2 separate regions of the Homo sapiens genome follow, and region 2 is linked to region 1. Evidence: chromatin loops called from intact Hi-C (ENCODE). Cell type or tissue: natural killer cell. All regions are shown on one strand. Each heading gives the region's core, and the rest is flanking DNA. Links, peaks and the distances in the headings are about the cores only. Region 1 overlaps COLGALT2 (collagen beta(1-O)galactosyltransferase 2). Region 2 has its middle 160 kb from the start of C1orf21-DT.

Region 1 (5,384 bases), core at 256-5,255:
CTCTGTATCTTACTCTTGAATTTTGATAAAAAGGTTGATTAAAAATATCACAATATCTGCTCCTAGAAAATATCAAATTCACTTTCATTACTAAATGGTAATTTCTTTCTAAGTAAATGATTAACTACATTTATCATGATACTCCTTTTTTTAAGATAAGGAAACTGAGAACAACAAAAACCAAGTAGTTTTCCCAAGACCTCAGAGCCATTTCAGCAGCCAAGCCAGTCTTGCTGGCTCTCAGATGCAAGCTCAGGCTTGTGTTCCAAAATGAACACACAAGCCTGCACACGCGTGCATGTGCACACACATATAGACACCTTTCCTACCTCATCAAATCCCATCTTGTCTGGATATTTAGGGACAACTGAGACATACTGGGAGGGTTCCATTGGAGGACGGTCAACTGGAAGACACAAGAAACATGCAGAGTGCTTTGTTAATGAAAGGGTCAGAAATCAGAATTCCATCCGCATGCCTGATCTCTAGGGTTGGAATATAACTTGGAAATACAGGGCAGGGGACAATGGCAGCAGTTCTCCAGGATTGAGTAGCCACACAGGAACCCTGCTGGTCAGGGCACTGGTTTCAGGAGCATTTGATTATATGGAGATTGCAACATTTGCTCCACTTCCCTTAAGACTTATTTCAAGAATATTTGGGAGGCAGTTTAGGATAATGGTTAAGAGGAAGGGCTCCAGAGTCGGATGATCTGGGTCCAAACCTTGGTTTGCGAAGGAGTAGGAGAGTTAGGGGACCTCTTTAAGCTCATTTCTTTGGTGTAAAATTGGGATAATAGAAGTGTATCTGTGTTATAAAATTTAAATGAGACCTGCGTGCAAAGCACTCACCACTTTAACACAGTAAATGCTCAACAACTCTTAGCTATTACTTACTATGGCCCATGATGAAAGAGCTCAGAAATAGGCTAGAATTTTTACTGAAAAACACTTTTTTCTCTGCATTTAAAATTGTCAAAGTGGGGGACTATTTTTATCCCACCTGGGCAGGTTTAGGTGTGGGTGCGCAAAAGGTCCATTGCTTTAACAGGATCTAACCACAGAGAGCTGGCCCATGTCTAATGGGAAGATTCCAGCTGGGAGTGACACTACTTCTTCAATAATGAAAGTTTTATTTATTTGATACTCTAAAAAAGCTTCCTTTGCAAACTATGTATTTTAAAGTTTGGAAGTAATATTGGTTAAGAAACCTGAAAAGGCCTTGAAGAATGTTTAGTATTATAAAAATTCAAAGTCCTCGAAGAATGTTTAGTATTATACAAATTCAAAGTCCTCATTTGATTTTCCTTAAAGGGATAATACAAAGAAAATTTAAAATGATAGCTGGTAACTGGGTTGTTGAAAGAACTATGGGTAATGGCCATGACTACTGTAACGTATCTGTTCACCTCTATTCCAGGCACAGGAGAGGAATACACTCTCTTGCCCTTGAAGTTACTCAGGGCTATATGACTTTCTGGGGAAAGTTTATAGTGTGGTGCTGCTGCTCCACTCTCCAAGGGCTCCCCCGACACTGCCCTTGGTCCCACCACTGTGCTCATAGCGGCATGTGTGGATATGGATAGCAGATGTGAATTGGAAGCAGCCTGGAACATTGCATCAACACATGAAGGGCAGCTCCCAGGAAAGACACCTGCTCTGCAGACTTGGATAGCAAGAAATAAGCCATTGTTGTATGAAGCCAATCAGATTTTTATATTCCAGCATAACTTTGCCCATCCTGAGATACTGTCCAAAGGGTATGATCTGTTTAACTTCACTGAAATATTATAGAGAAATCCTGACATCCAATTTTACTTATTGGCGAATGATGTGAAATTCTAGAACGTAGTGAGACAGAGTTCTTAGGCCAAACACAAGAGCTGGTCTCATTACTTCAAACTTGACACTTACAGTCATATTTCTGTGCATATGCAGTGCATGTCTTTGTCTTCCCAATAGCAGCCGAGAATATTCTGGTCCTTTCTGCTCCACTCCACTCCTTATTAGTTTCTTTTAAAATCAATAGGGAGGGTCCACCAGGTACACGGTTAGGTTTTTAAGAGAAAGAAGCTTAATGTACCAGCTTCCTCCTGTTCATGATATTGTCTGAGGAGCTGTCTCACTCTCCCTCCTGGGGCCTGAGACTTGGGAAGATGTTATATTTTGAGTTACCCATTCTAGGCTGCTGGTCTCCTTTGGACTCACATGGCCTGTGTGGCTTTAACATTTCAGCCAAAGAGACTGCTTTTAGCCACTTTGTTTCCATCAAACATAGGCAGTCATTGCATTCACAGGACAAGTGTTGCAAAAAAAAAGCCACAAGTGGTTGGCTCCCGAAAGTCATCACTGAGCAAAAATATCAGAGAAGTGTGCTTGGGTTTTGCCACTGAAGGCAGCAGTAAGCCACAGAGGAAAACAGGAAGTGATACAGTGAGTCAGACCTAAGAAACTTAGTCTGTGGGGAGAAGGATGTATCTTTGCTGACAACAGACTTGAAGGTTAGGTATATCCTGGCTTCTGTTTGTAGTCATTTCTGACTCCATCTTTCATAATTGATCTGGTCTCTCATTAAATCCCTTCCTGGAAATAATCCTTCCCTGTACTGCCACTTGGGACAATGGGCTTCATTGCTTTCGGGATAGTTTCAAGATCTAATGTGAATAATTACAGCCATTGTTACAGAGGTCTTATCACTCACAGAACCCAGAGTTCTGTGAGTGATATATATATATGTCACATATATACTTGACATATATAATCACATATATTTAATGTTCACATGTACCATGGGATATGTATGAGTGTCTCTATTTTTATAGACAAGGAAACAAACATTAAATAACTTGCCCAAGATCACAGAGCTGATAGAGCTGGTATTTGAACCTAGGTCCTACTCCTTTACCGGAGCTCTTAATTCCCATTCCACATCATCCCCAGAGCTAGTCCTTGGTGGCCACTGGTATTAGCCAACCAGGCAACTGGGCTGGGTCCAGAGTAGCTCATTTAAGCCCAGTCATGTCTGGAATAGTACATGATAGATTGTACTTGGATCAAATCCTACCGCTTCTTCTCTATAATTTCTCCTGAACTTCTTCCATTGTTGCAGCCTAGCTTGGGTCCTTACCCACTATGCCTGGGCTGTTTTTGATTTTTTTCAAACACTTACATGCTCTCAGTCTTTCCTATTCTAATTAATCATGCTCACTGTTGTCAAAATAATCTTCCGCCGCACAGCTCTGTTCTCAACTGTAACAGTCACACTCAACACTATATTTAAGGGCTTAACAGGTTGCTAGGTGTTTTCATAGTCACCATGTAATTTTATCTTCACTTTTTTGTGGTGGTTTTTTTTTTTTTTTTTTTTTTACAAATAAAGAAACTGAGACCAAGCCAGATGTAGACTTGTCCAAGGTCAAATACTGAGTGATTGGCAGAGCTGGAACTCAGTTTTAGACATAACTTCAAGTCCAATTATCTTAATAATTTTTACATGATGTACTGTTGTCTCAAAATGTCAATACTGAGAGCAGGTACCTGAGACTTCCTATCACCTTATGCTGTAATTTGCAAGAGTAATCTCCTCATGCTTTATAGACCATTTAAATCTAACATCTTTATAAGATCTGGCCTCCTGTCATTCATCTCCCGAAGGCAGCACATCCCCAAATTCTCTGTGCAGCTTCTAATGTACTAAATGAGTTATCACATGAAAAGAGATGGGCACAGTGCTTTTAATAAGTGTTAGTCATTGTCGTCATAACCCTTCTCCCACCTCACTCAAATTCTTCAACTCTGATTTCTAAAACTCCAGTCTACAATTCAGAAATTCCCTGACCATCCCCTTCACAAGATTTTCAATTCTCGTCCACTGATGCCTGATAAAACCCTAATCCTGGTTAAACCCATTGCCCACTTACTCAGCACCAAGAGGACTACTGGGAGAAACATACACAATTGTGTTGACTGAGTCACTTCAAAGCTACAATCACAGATGTCAAATTGGCACTTGACACCACCAAATGATGTAAGTGTCCTTTCATAGTAAATTTATTTTCCCACTCTTTGAGAGATTGTATCTTTTGTCTTCTCTCTCCTAAAATCTCCAAAATCTCTGTCTAGCTCATGACTGACTGGCCTATATACTTCAGAAAGAAAATATTCAAAATCAAATTAGATCTACCTTTTCAATCCACCTCAAGTCCACAAACCAAACTGCATGTGTATCAATACATTCTGCCATCCCATCTGCCACAGTAGATGAAGTTTCTATCTAGTATAGCCTCTGCAATATTGTTCTGGGCTGCAACCCAGGACAAAAACCCTCTTGTTTTCACCTTATAATTACCTTCTCTTTTACATCATCAAGATCTCCTTATATACTGGATCCTTGTGACTGGCATAAAACATACTGTTATATTTCTATTTTTTTAAAAAAACAGTACAAACAACCTAACCAGAAAAACCTTTCCCTTGACCTCTTACCCCCAACAGCCTCCATCGGATTTCTCCATTTCCCCATCCCATCAAGATTCAGCTTTCTCATCTCCCCATTGGCTTCTCTTCAGTCCACTTGAATGGATTTGTGTTCTCATCATTGCACTGAAGTGGCCCATGTCAAGGTCATCACAGACCTCTCTCTTGACAGAACCAATGACCAATTCTTTATCCTTATTTTCCTTGGCTTCTCAGCAGCATCTTGGCTCCGTCTTGAAACACTTCTCAATTTTTCCTCCTAGCTCTCTGGCTGTTTTGTCTTCCCCAGGGATCTGTCCTCTTCTCATCCTGTGTTCTTTTACTACATGAGTTCAGACTGTTCCACAGCTTCAAATATCCTTCTGATGCTGATGATTCTCAAATATCTGTCTCTAGCTGGAGTTTCTTCCCTGAACTCCAGACTTATATATCCAACTATCTTCTGCCTTTCTATTTAGATGCCTATTAAATATCTTAAACTTACGTGACCAAAACTAGCTCCCCAACCCCCAGTCTTTTTCTATAAAGTCTTTCCCATCTCAGTAAATGGCATATCAGGCTAAAATCTTGGACTCATCTTGATTCCTTTCTTTCCTTCATGGACTGCATTCAGGTCTCTGTAAGTCCTGTTGCTCCACCACCAAAATATATCCTCAACCTGTCTGTTTCTCATCAACTCCTTGCTAGAGCTCACATCCCAATCACCATCATGTCCCACCAGGAGAGAGGTACTGGTCCCCTACAATCTAGTATCCTCACCACAGCCCAAATGATCCTTCTAAATGCACAAGTCACTTCAGGCCATGCCCCCTCTGCCCCACCCCATCTTCCACGGATTCCCATTACTCTTGGAGTAAAATCTAAATTCCTTACCATGGCCAGAATGTTCGGTGTGATCTGGACATTTCT
Region 2 (5,384 bases), core at 159-5,158, 270 kb after region 1:
AAGGGGGTCTTGGCTTTTTCTTATTTCTTTTGAGCCAGAACCCACAGGCTGCCTTAAGCACCTAGCTGCTGTCCATCACTTCTTATAGCTGACAAAGCTTGACTTAAAAAAAAGTTTTTAAAGAAAATTACAGCACATATTATGAACTAACATTTTATACAAATTAATTGAGTGAAATGAGAGAAGTATGCTTCATTCTTTGACCTGTGATAATAAATATTCTTCCGGTCAATAACACGACGGTGAGTCAGCCCTGCGATGGAGGCAGTTGTCGCCATATAACACACAGGACTCCAATCTGCTTCCTCACATCTAGTGCTGACTTTTCCTTTTAGCTTTAATGATGTTTGAAAGGGAATATTGACGCTGGAAAAATCTTAGAGAGGCTCCACCAATCACAGACGAGCGCAATTCTCCACTAATGTGGGCCTCTTTTCCTTGACTTCCTCTAGACATGGAACTCCACTGAGGATTCTCAGGCAGGGCCACTGGCGAGCTGGCCAGAGCTGCTCTGAGAACCACCAGTGAAGGGCAGAGGGCACTTTAGCCCCAAAAGTAGTAGCAGTTTAGGGCAGGTGGAAGAGACGGGTGGTTCAATTGCCCCATGTGGCGTTTCAGGTGGGCCACATGGGTCAATTGAGTCTTATCAACTTGTGTCTTATCTAGCAATTGAATGCCATTGCTAGATAAGAGTGGTGACCTCCAGCTGGTAAGTTATTTTATCAGCCTTGTCCCATCCCAAGGATCCCCAAAAAGGCCACAGAACTCTGCCAGCAGGAAGTAGACACCGGTGTGCATCAGAGAATATCAAACTCTACCTATTTTAAATTTATAAACTGGATTCTAATTAGCCTGCAGGGAGTTTCCATGGAAATTGGAGATATCACTTTGCAACAGTATAAGATCACAGCATCAAGTAGACGGGAAAAGTGGAAAATCTCTATTCTTTTAGGAATCAGCTGGAGTCACCTCGCTATGAAATTGTCCCTGACCCAGGCAGATTCCAGGTGTTCCCACTTCCATTACAGTATTTGTAGTATGTAATTGTCAGTGTACATATCTACATCCCGCAGACGGGGGAGACACTGTCATTGTTTCTGTTTTTCTCCAGAATATGGCTCAGTTCCTGATACAGAAGACACTTAAAAACAACAACAACAACAACAAAACTTGTTCGATTATTACAGTGATGTCTTAGAACATTGGTTTCTTCATCTATAAAATGGCATAATAATACTAATTCAGTTGGCTGTTCTGAGGATTAAATGCCAGAACAAATAAGTACTTACAACAATGCCCAGCTCCTAAATAATGTGTAGTTCCTATCCCCGCTTATCTTGTGTGAGAGGATTATTTTTGGTTTTGATAGGTATCAGGCAAAAAGGGTTTTTTAAAACAGCAAATAAATCAGAATATTCCACACTTGTAGTCTGCATTTTGTGTTGCCATTTGATTGGGTTTCTAGACTAGGCCAGCATTTTATATTCTGTAAGCATGGTAGAGGTTATATTATCTCCAGCCCCAAATCTTGGACATTAAACCTTTTCCTCATTGCTCACTCGGCTAGATATACATTATTAATAAATGAGATTTCTGAGATGTTTAGACTTGATTCTAAACATTCATGAAATAAACTTGGAGAATGAGTAACTATCATCAGTGATGATAAAAATGAGCTTGGGAAGATACCCTGTGTGTTGATTCTGATGAGAATTTTACCTTTATTGGACACCAGAATATTTCCAGGTATTCCCTGAAAACTCCCCTAGAGATGTCTTAACTCTTCTTTGATGGTTAATATTAAGTGTCAACTTGATTGGATTGAAGGATGCAAAGTATTGTTCCTGGGTGTGTCTGTGAGGGTGTTGCCAAAGGAGATTAACGTTTGAGTCGGTGGACTAGGAGAGACAGACCCACCCTCAATGTGGGTGGGCACCATCTAATCAGCTGCCAGCATGGCTAGAATGAAGCAGACTTGCTGAGTTTTCCGCCCATCTTCTTTCTCCCGTGCTGGATGCTTCCTGCTCTCAAACATCAAACTCAAGTTCTTCAGCTTTTGGACTCTTGGACTTACACCAGTGGTTTGCCAGGGACTCTCAGGCCTTCGGCCACAGACTGAAGGCTGCACTGTCAGCTTCCCTACCTTTGAGGTTTTGGGACTCAAATTGGCTTCTTTGCTCCTCAGCTTGCAGATGGCCTATTGTGGGACTTTACCTTGTGATCATGTAAGTCAATTCTCCTTAATAAACTTTCCTTTATATATACATCTATCCTATTAGTTCTGTCCCTCTAGAGAACCCTAATACACTTTATTTTTACAAAACAAGAAGTGCTTATAGAATGACTTTTCAAGGAGGTTTATGCGATCAAAACACACTACAGTGTGATGCTGGGTTTGCAGGGCGACCATGGAACTGTTGGGCAGAAACTCACATATAGAATAGCCTGCTACCAACCAAAGCCAGGTTTCATCTTTCCCACCAGCAGAATCCACCTCTTCCAAATCCACCCACATCATTGCATGGCCTGCAGGTAGGCTTTTCAGCTTCCTCTGATTGTCATACCAGGCACTGGGCCTATAAAAAGCAAAGCGGAGGCTGAGAGGAGGCAGAGGCAAACACTGAAGGTGTTTCAGAGGCCTATTCCCCCTGTGTATGGTGAGCACAGCACCTGGCAATGGATCGGGCTCTCCCACCCAAGCCCCATGCCCACTCTGGCCCCTTACCCCTCAGCCTTGGTGCCCTGGGTTCCCTAGTTCTTCTGTGGCCTCGACTCCCAACTGTGTGAAACCTGCATTGTCTTGGAGTCAGTGAGCTACTGCCTTCTCTATTTCCTGCTTTTAATTCCAGTTGACTCTTGACTTACAATCATGTATTCTTACTGGAATTGCCTCCCTGAAGGGCAGAAATTCCCTTTCTCCTGCTCTTTTGCCCCATCTGCCCTCTGCTGGCCATCGATAGGTACTGCGGTCAACCCTGAAAAGCCGTTTTTCCCAGTAGCATGTACCGAAGCTGTTTGCTCTTTCCTAATTCAGACGCTTTCTTTTTCTTCTTTTTAAAATTTTGGTTGCATTGCCTCAGAGTTTTTCAAAGCAACACGGAAACACCCTTTCTCTTTCCATGTCCCCAGTGACCATGTCATGGATCTGCCGTAAAGCATCTCTTACAGTAGTGGTCTCCAACCTTTTTGGCACCAGGGACCGGTTTCATGGAAGGCAATTTTTCCATGGACCAGCGGGGTGTGGGGATGGTTTCGGGATGATTCAAGCCCATTACATTTATCGTGTGCTTTATTTCTGTTGTTATCACATTGTAATATGTAATGAAATAATTATATAACTCACTGTAATGTAGAATCAGTGGGAGCCCCTGGCTTGTTTTCCTGCAACTAGAAGGTCCCATCTAGGGGTGGTAGGAGACAGTGACAGATTTCCAGGCATTAGATTCTCATAAAGAGCCTGCCATTAATCTACAGCATCAGTGTTACGCTGTAGAATGGTTCAGAATCTTAGCCACCGAGATCCCTCGCATGCGCAGTTCACAGTGTGGTTCATGCTCCTATGAGAGCCTAATGCTGCCGCTGATCTGACAGGAGGCGGAGCTCAGGTGGTGATGCTGGCTGGCCCACACTCACCTCCTGCTGTGCAGCCCGGTTCCTAACAGATACCAGTCCGTGGCCCTGGGGGTTAGGGACCCCCGTCTTACAGCATCCAGCGGGGCCAGGCACTTGGTTAAGTAGATCCTTGATGACTGAAACGTGACAATGCTGAAATGGCTGTGGAGTACTGTTTGGAGTTTGTGGGGGTGGGGTTTGTAAACTGGAGAACTTTATGTTAGAGTTTCTTATTATTGACATTTGAGGCTAAATAATTCTTTGTTGTCTGAGTCTCTCCTCCACGGTGTAGTATGTTTCGCAGCACCTCTGGCCTCTACCCTCCACGTGCCAGTAGCACCTTCCCCAAGTTTGTTGTCCTCACAGACAACCAAAAATGTCTTCTCTACTCACTCCCAAATGTCCTGGGGGGGCAAAATCACTCACTGCGGAGAACCATGGCATTAGGGTGATGGAGTAGAAAGCCTGCTCTACTCAGAAGGACTTCTAAGTGCCAGAAGGTGCAGGTCTGCTCTCTGGGGCCACTCAGTGCTTTGAAGGACACCTGATTTATTTTGGAGATGGACACTTAACTGCTGAATACACTGGCATGGGTGGGTGGTCCCATCGAGAGTTTTTCTCAAAGGTTTTCAATGACTCCTCTTGTGTTCTCTGGCCTATCCTACTCCAGCTCTCAATTCTGCTAGGCTTGAGTTCCAGCGTCAGAGCCTTTCTGAGCCTCTCTTCTCAGTCTTAGCCTCCCCTCCTTCCCTCTCTCTCCACCCACCTTCTGGCCGTCTGGGAAGCTTCAGCTTCATCCTGCTTCCCCAGCACTGCTCCTCCATCCACCTTTTTTTCTTCCATAGATTCGTTAAAAACATCTTGTCTGAAGGCAGTTCTCCCCTTTCTACATCACCATGGGTTTTTTTTGCAGAATTTTCTTCCATTACAATCACTGATTGTAATCAATTCTCTTTCCCCCAGGTCTCTGCCTCCTCTCTGTCAGGAAGGAGAGAGAGAAGTTAACCACACAGAACTGACCACCCTCTTTACCCAGAAGGAGCTGATCAGCCATCTTTAGGCAGAAGGCTTCCTCCAGCTGCACCCAGATTCCCCTTCTGTCTCCCACAGCACCCTGGGCTTACTTCTCCAGATCATGTAACACCCTGTGCTAAGATTGTTTATCTCTTGTCTGACTTCTTGAGTGGATCATAAGCTCTTTGAATGCAGGCATTGTGTCTTCTCACTCGCAACATCTCCAGTGTTGAGGACAGAAGTGCCCACAGTGCATAGGATATACTCAATAAAGGATTATCAAATGTCATGGAAATAAGGCCTTAATTTAAATTCAGTGGGAAGAGATTTTCTTGAACTTTAAGAAGACTTGGGGACAAAATTTGAACTTCTTGTATGTGTTTCTCCTCAAAGAGCATAGCTCTGCCTTAATTCTTCTGAATCTGACATCGAGCCTCTGGAGTTTACTAGACTCTTAGGCTGGGAAGCTCTTGGTCCATTTTTGATCCACTGCATTCTGCAGTGAGATGAAGCCCATTCCTCTGACATCCCACTTGGTGTGCCATGCTGATAAACCCATAACACTGATGCTGTAGATTAATGGCATGCCTTCACTTATGAACACTTTTTCCCCATGGTGACTAATGGCATTTTGATGGTGTCTCCTTAGACAGCTGCCTAAATATAAAGCAGTATGAGCTAAAAGAATAAATTGAAAATGTCAGTCGTTTTGTGTAATCCTTCCATAATATTATCTGGGAGCCCAGCCTAGCTTTATG

The links. Peaks named below come from ENCODE experiments on the same cell type or tissue, not always from the same donor. Only the 100,000 strongest peaks of a DNase experiment are listed, where the experiment ranks them.
Region 2: a loop joins it to region 1, with 5 times the contacts of the local background. A loop is called at or near these places in 13 of 110 quality-filtered maps.

The regions. Positions count from the first base shown.
Region 1 is chr1:183,954,433-183,959,816 of GRCh38, forward strand. It overlaps COLGALT2 (collagen beta(1-O)galactosyltransferase 2), which reads right to left. Exons shown (of 12, transcript NM_015101.4): 7 at 330-406. Among named protein-coding and RNA genes, the nearest start is that of COLGALT2, 81 kb to the right of the region's middle. RefSeq lists a silencer at 1,400-1,564. In natural killer cell, for the core only: no CTCF peak of the experiment used is centred there; a DNase peak (open chromatin) is centred at 2,409; H3K27ac peaks cover 2,837 bases.
Region 2 is chr1:184,219,813-184,225,196 of GRCh38, forward strand. No RefSeq gene overlaps it. Among named protein-coding and RNA genes, the nearest start is that of C1orf21-DT, 160 kb to the right of the region's middle. RefSeq lists an enhancer at 3,621-4,154. In natural killer cell, for the core only: CTCF peaks have their summits at 2,902 (motif pointing left) and 3,101; DNase peaks (open chromatin) are centred at 2,939 and 3,539.